Regions from separate parts of the Homo sapiens genome. Here region 2 is linked to region 1. Evidence: chromatin loops called from intact Hi-C (ENCODE). Cell type or tissue: dorsolateral prefrontal cortex. All regions are shown on one strand. Links, peaks and the distances in the headings refer to the core of each region. The heading gives the core; the rest is flanking DNA.

Region 1 (2,924 bases), core at 265-2,764:
CGCCCTGGCACCATCATCTCTTCCTTACAGGATCTTGGTTCCCTCTCCTCGACTCAGTCCCATTTCTTCATCTCTTGAATATGAAAGTGATCCTAGCCTTAGAGCAAGTGAGCATCCAGTGAGTCTGTGATGATGAAATGCAATGAATGCCATGTCTCCTGCTTCTGAAGCAAAGCATCACATTTCATCGCATGTGATGATGAAACACTTTATTAGCTGCAAACCTGATTTTTTAAGAATATGGCATTATTACTGGCCGGGCGCGGTGGCTCATGCCTGTAATCCCAGCACTTTGGGAGGCCGAGGCGGGCAGATCATGAAGTCAGGAGATTGAGACCACCCTAGCTAACACGGTGAAACCTCGTCTCTACTAAAAGTACAAAAAATTAGCCAGGCGTGGTGGCGGGCGCCTGTAGTCCCAGCTACTCGGGAGGCTGAGGCAGAAGAATGACGTGAACCCAGGAGGTAGAGCTTGCAGTGAGTGGAGATTGAGCCACTGCACTCCAGCCTGGGCAACAGTGCAAGACTCTGTCTCAAAAAAAAAAAAAAAAAAAAAGTGGCATTATTATTTTAGTAGCTCCTTTGTTTTAATACAATGCATTGATAGTAAAAATTCAATTAGTATAGGCATGTGAAAGTAAAAAGTAGAAAAAAGTCCCCATTCTTCAGAAATTGCTTTTGTTTAGTGTGTATCCTTTCAACCTTTTCCTGTGTATAAACAAATATAGCTATAACACACAGAGCTGTTTTTTCTTTAAAAAGGCTTCTTTTTTCTTTAAAAACATGGGATTATTCTATCCATTCTTTTCTTTAGCCTTCATTTTCTCCCATTGAATGTGCGTAGGACATCTCGCCATGCCAGTGCTGCATAGATGCATTATGACTTTAAAAATCCTTACCCTGTTGGCTGGGCACGGTGGCTCACGCCTGTAATCCCAGCACTTTGGAAGGCCAAGACAGGCAGATCACAAGGTCAGGAGTTCGAGACCAGCCTAGCCAACATGGTGAAACCCCTTCTCTACTAAAAATACAAAAATTAGCTGGGCATGGTGGTGGGTGCCTGTAATCCCAGCTACTCGGGAGGCTGAGGCAGGAGAATTGTTTGAAACAGGAAGACGGAGGTTGCAGTGAGCCAAGATCGCACCTCTGCACTCCAGTCTGGGTAATGTGGGTCTCAAAAAAAAAAAAAAAAAGCCTCACCCTGTTGTTGATGAACATTGAGATATTCTCATATTTTTTGGTTCAACAAATGATGCTGAAGGGAATATCCTCGCACAGGTATCTTTATACACCTGTGCCAGCATCTCCTTTGGATAGATATCTCAAAGTGGAATTGACATACTAAAGAATATAATGCATTGACGTTTTTGACGGGTGAAAGCCAAACACGGGGCTTTATTAGAGGTAGTGCACTTAATCCTGAGGGTAAAACAATGTCCTGACAGTGCCTCAGAAGTGAGGTCTCAGAGGTGTGTGCATGCAGGGGCTTTGCTTTGTGGTTCCTGGCAACAACAGGAAGAAGTGTGAGTTTCTGTAAAACAACGGAAAACCTGACACTTTGTAGGTTATTTCTTACATTAATTAGGATTAAGTTTATTTCATTAAAGAAAGAGGGAGACCCATGTTACCCTGCTCTTCATTTGCAAAACCGGTACTCAAATGTGATCAGCAGGTGGCACCAGGCGGAAGCGAGTGGGATTCTCAGTGAAAATTTTTGTGAAGAGTCGAGGCGGATGCAGCCTTTCCAATTTTAGCAGATGGCCAATAAAAAAATTCCTTAGAGTTTATTTTGCATATGGTCTTCCATCTGGGTATTTGAGAAAAGTACAGTTTTGTTATCAAAACAGTATTTATTATGGTGAAAGAGTTTGTATTTCTCAGCAGAAGAATTTTTCACTGAATATAGCCAAAAACCTGTTCAATAATGTTTTGCAGTTTCTTGGAGGGAAGCAGCAAGCATGAGATTCTTCCATTTTCCTCTCCAGTTACCATCCCAAGTTAGTGTTTATTGATTCAGCTCCTCAAGGCTGAATGAAGTGCATTATTTGCAAAAACCCCCAGAGAACAACGTCCTCCGCTGGGTTTAGGAACCAGGAAAATGTGGCATTATAAGTGGGTCAGAGTCAAGGCAGAAAGAAAACTTGCAGTGTGAAGTGTATATTCTTTGTCCTGATTCCACATTTATCAAATAACCTTCCGGTAAATCTATTAGTCACATCATTTTCCTTCCTGTAGACAATGTGCTGATTTGACCGACTTTGGGTAACCCACTGGTTTATCAAAAAGATGCAGTTTAAACTCCTGCACACGCCTTATAGAGCCCTTGCCAACCTCGGCAGCTACGCTTGTCCCCATTTCTGAACTCTTCCTCCTGGGTCCTTCCATATTTAACCTTTTATTAGATACTCAATGGCATCAAGACCTCTCTTACCTCTGACTGCCCTTCTTTTTGCCTGGAGCACCCATCTTCTTTCTTTGCACCCCACTGCCACTTCCAAGCTGCTGCTTTTCACCTGACAATTTTGTTAGTTTTTCGGACCCCCTGCTTAGCTTTAACTTTCTCTATAAAGCCTACTCTGCCCCCGACGTCTGGAGCAAGTTCTCAACAACACCTTGTTGTTTTTCTTTTCATGGTACTTATGCTAATTACACTGTCTAGTGACTACCTGTTTAATTACCTCTCCCTCCTACTGTAAGTTCCACAAGGCAGTGACCAGATGGGTTTCATTCATCATTATCTCCCCAGTGCCTATCACAGTGCCTGGCACACAGTAGGAACTCAAATATATTTGCCAAATTGAGTTGCAAATTAATATACATATGCTGTGGTTTACTTTCTTTCTTTTTTTTTTTTTTTTGTCTCTTTTGAGTTTAGTCATCAAAAGTTAGCCTCTTTGAGGCCAGGGGTATCTGCAGGACCCAGC
Region 2 (2,924 bases), core at 136-2,635, 65 kb before region 1:
GCATATAAAATAAAAACTGAAACAAACCACCTACCCCATCCCCCTCCCTTTCCATCCTCCCCTCTAATTCCACTTCTGAGAGGTGACACCAGAATCCCAATTTGATATGTATCTTTACAGACTTCTTTCTTTTTTTTCGAGATAGAGTCTTGCTCTGTCAGCCAGGCTGGAGTGCAGTGATGCAATCTTGGCTCACTGCAACCTCTGCCTCCCGGGTTCAAGCAATTCTCCTGCCTCAGCCTCCCAAGTAGCTGGGAGTATAGGTGCATGCCACCACACCTGGCTAATTTTTGTATTTTTAGTAGAGACGGGGTTTCACCATGTTAGCCAGGCTGGTCTCGAACTACTGACCTTGTGATCTGCATTCCTTGTCCTCTCAAAGTGCTGGAATTACAGGTGTGAGCCACCGTGCCTGGCCCAGATTTTTTTCTTATTCTTGTACATATCAGGATGGCTAAATTGTGCTATGGTAAGAACCATAAAATAGCAGTGGCTTAATACAACCAAAGTTTATTTCTTGCCCATGCTTTGGGTTCAATGTGGGCTGGTGGGGTTGGGGAGCAGGGGTCTCTCATCATCTTGGTTATTGAGATCGTGGTCTCCCATTGTGACACCTGCTTTCATGAGTCACTGAGGGAGGGAAAGAGCATGTGGTGGTGAATTTGCACTGGTTTTTAAAACGTCTACCCAGAAGTGATGCATCACTTCAGCTCAGATTTGATTCGCTGAAGCAGGTTACATGGTCATGGCTAACCTCAGAGGGATGGGGGATGCGCAGTCCCACCATGAGGGTGTAAAGAGGAGAATCAGGCTATTTGGTAAACTGTGCTAATTACCATCATGATATCATATGTAGAGATACAAATATATACTGTATATAAATATAAATATACACATATTTTATTTTTTCTTTCTAGAGAGGGTCTTGCTCTGTCGCCCAGGTTGGAGTATAGTGGCGCAATCTCGGCTCACTGCAGCCTCCACCTCCTGGGCTCAAACCATCCTCCCACCTCAGCAACCCTCGCCCCCCAGGAGCTGGGACTACAGGTGCACACCATGCCCAGCTAATTTTTTATATTTTTTTGTAGAGACAGCATTGTGCTATGTTGCCCAAGCTAGTCTCCTGGGCTCAAGTGATTCTCCCGCCTCAGCCTCCCAAAGTGCTGAGATTACAGGTGTGAGCCACTGTACCCAGCAGATATTTCATTTTTTAAAATGCTGCAGTTATACCACGTAGATAGTGTTTGGCAACTGCTGTTTTAGCAGTACCTCATATACATCTTTCTCTGTTAATATATATAGATTCATTTCATTTTAACAACCTAATAGTCCATTTTATATACCATAATTTATTGACGGATGTTGTTTCTATGTGTTTTCTTTGCTATTACAAAGAGTGGGGCAATAAACATCACTCTTCAGATTCTTTTTTTTTTTTTTTTTTTTGAGACAGAGTCTCGCTCTGTCACCTAGGCCGGAGTGCAATGGCACTATGTTGGCTCACTGCATCTTCCGCCTCCCAGGTTCAAGCAATTCTCGTGCCTCAGCCTCCAGAGTAGCTGGGATTACAGGTGTGTGCCACTATGTCTAGCTGTTTTGTATTTTCAGTAGAGACGGGGTTTCACCATGTTGGCTAAGCTGGTCTTGAACTCCTGACCTCAAGTGATCTGCCTCCCTTGGCCTCCCAAAGTGTTGGGATTACAGGCGTGAGCCACTGCACCTGGCCTTTTCAGACATTTTAAGTGTGTATTTGTGCAAATACTTCTGTAGAATAAATTCCTAGGATTGTTGGGTGAAAGGGCATATGTACTTTATATTTTGATTGTTACTATCAAATTGCCCTCAGCAGGGTTTGAGACTGCCTGTTTTTGCATATCTGCTCCAATACTGTATACTATTCATCTTGTGTATCTTTGCCAGACTGACAGGTAAAAATGTGTTCTTTTAATTTACATTTCTCTGATTGTCAACAAGGTTAAACTTTTTGCATAAGTTAATTTGTCATTTGTCTTGCTTCATCTGTGAAATGACTGAATCTATTTTTTGTTCATTTTATCTTTTGGATTGTTTTGTTTATGTTTTTTCTCATTGGTTTGTAAATATTATGGTTACTTTTTATCTCATATGCATTGTAAATATTTCCCCCTGTTGGTTATTTAAATGTCTACCAAATAATCATTTGCCTTGCATGATCCACATTACAATTAAAAAATTTCTTCTTCTCATTCACTAAAAACAGTCCTTAATTACTTTTGACTTGTTAGCTCAAGAAGGCAGAAGAAACACAGAATTCTGCCTTCAGGTGCTGTGAAATACCCAGTGAATTAAGAGATTGTGTGGAGAGGCTTAGAGTTTTACATATCCATGGAACTGGATATTTTATATGAAACTTTCACATAGATTTATCTAACATGACTTTGGCTTTGTGCAGTAAGTATGGTAGATTTCATTATTTCTGTTGTACAGATGTCCCTGCATCTATAGATTTGGGTTTGAATCCCCACCACATATTAGTTCTGTCACATGGGGCATCATGGTACTTAGGGGGTTATTCCATGTTAATCATATAGGTAACATGTATGGCAAAGTCAGTACGCAATCAGTGTTTGTTCTCTTTCAACTCTTCCACTCTTCAGAGGTGTTAAGAGACACACAGCTTAGATCTAGAGGCTGGCTCTCCTGGCTTGTAGGCCAGGTCTTGTTCTAGTGGACCGTATTGCTCCTCTGAAGAGAGCGTGAGTTCCTGGCCCCTTTAGAAATAAGAACATCACAGTTAGTGTTTACATAAGTCCTTCAGTGCAGGACTGGGCTTTGAGCCTGGACGTTGGTTTTATTTAAAAAGCACATTTCTCACTTATATAAATAATCCTTGTACATTGCTTAAAAATTTGGAAAAAATATTTTTAAAACATTTATAGTCCTAC

Evidence for each region. A loop is a pair of places that touch in the nucleus more often than their neighbours do. Peaks named below come from ENCODE experiments on the same cell type or tissue, not always from the same donor. Only the 100,000 strongest peaks of a DNase experiment are listed, where the experiment ranks them.
Region 2: a loop joins it to region 1, with 3 times the contacts of the local background. A loop is called at or near these places in 5 of 110 quality-filtered maps.

What each region holds. Positions count from the first base shown.
Region 1 is chr9:122,015,742-122,018,665 of GRCh38, reverse strand. All of the region lies in intron 3 of TTLL11 (tubulin tyrosine ligase like 11), which reads left to right. Among named protein-coding and RNA genes, the nearest start is that of TTLL11, 76 kb to the left of the region's middle. In dorsolateral prefrontal cortex, for the core only: CTCF peaks have their summits at 1,453 and 1,652 (motif pointing right); a DNase peak (open chromatin) is centred at 1,695; H3K27ac peaks cover 903 bases.
Region 2 is chr9:122,081,024-122,083,947 of GRCh38, reverse strand. All of the region lies in intron 1 of TTLL11 (tubulin tyrosine ligase like 11), which reads left to right. It overlaps LOC124902262 (a long non-coding RNA gene), which reads right to left and starts at 560. Exons shown (of 3, transcript XR_007061755.1): 1 at 352-560. In dorsolateral prefrontal cortex, for the core only: no CTCF peak of the experiment used is centred there; no DNase peak of the experiment used is centred there; H3K4me3 peaks cover 197 bases; H3K27ac peaks cover 2,500 bases.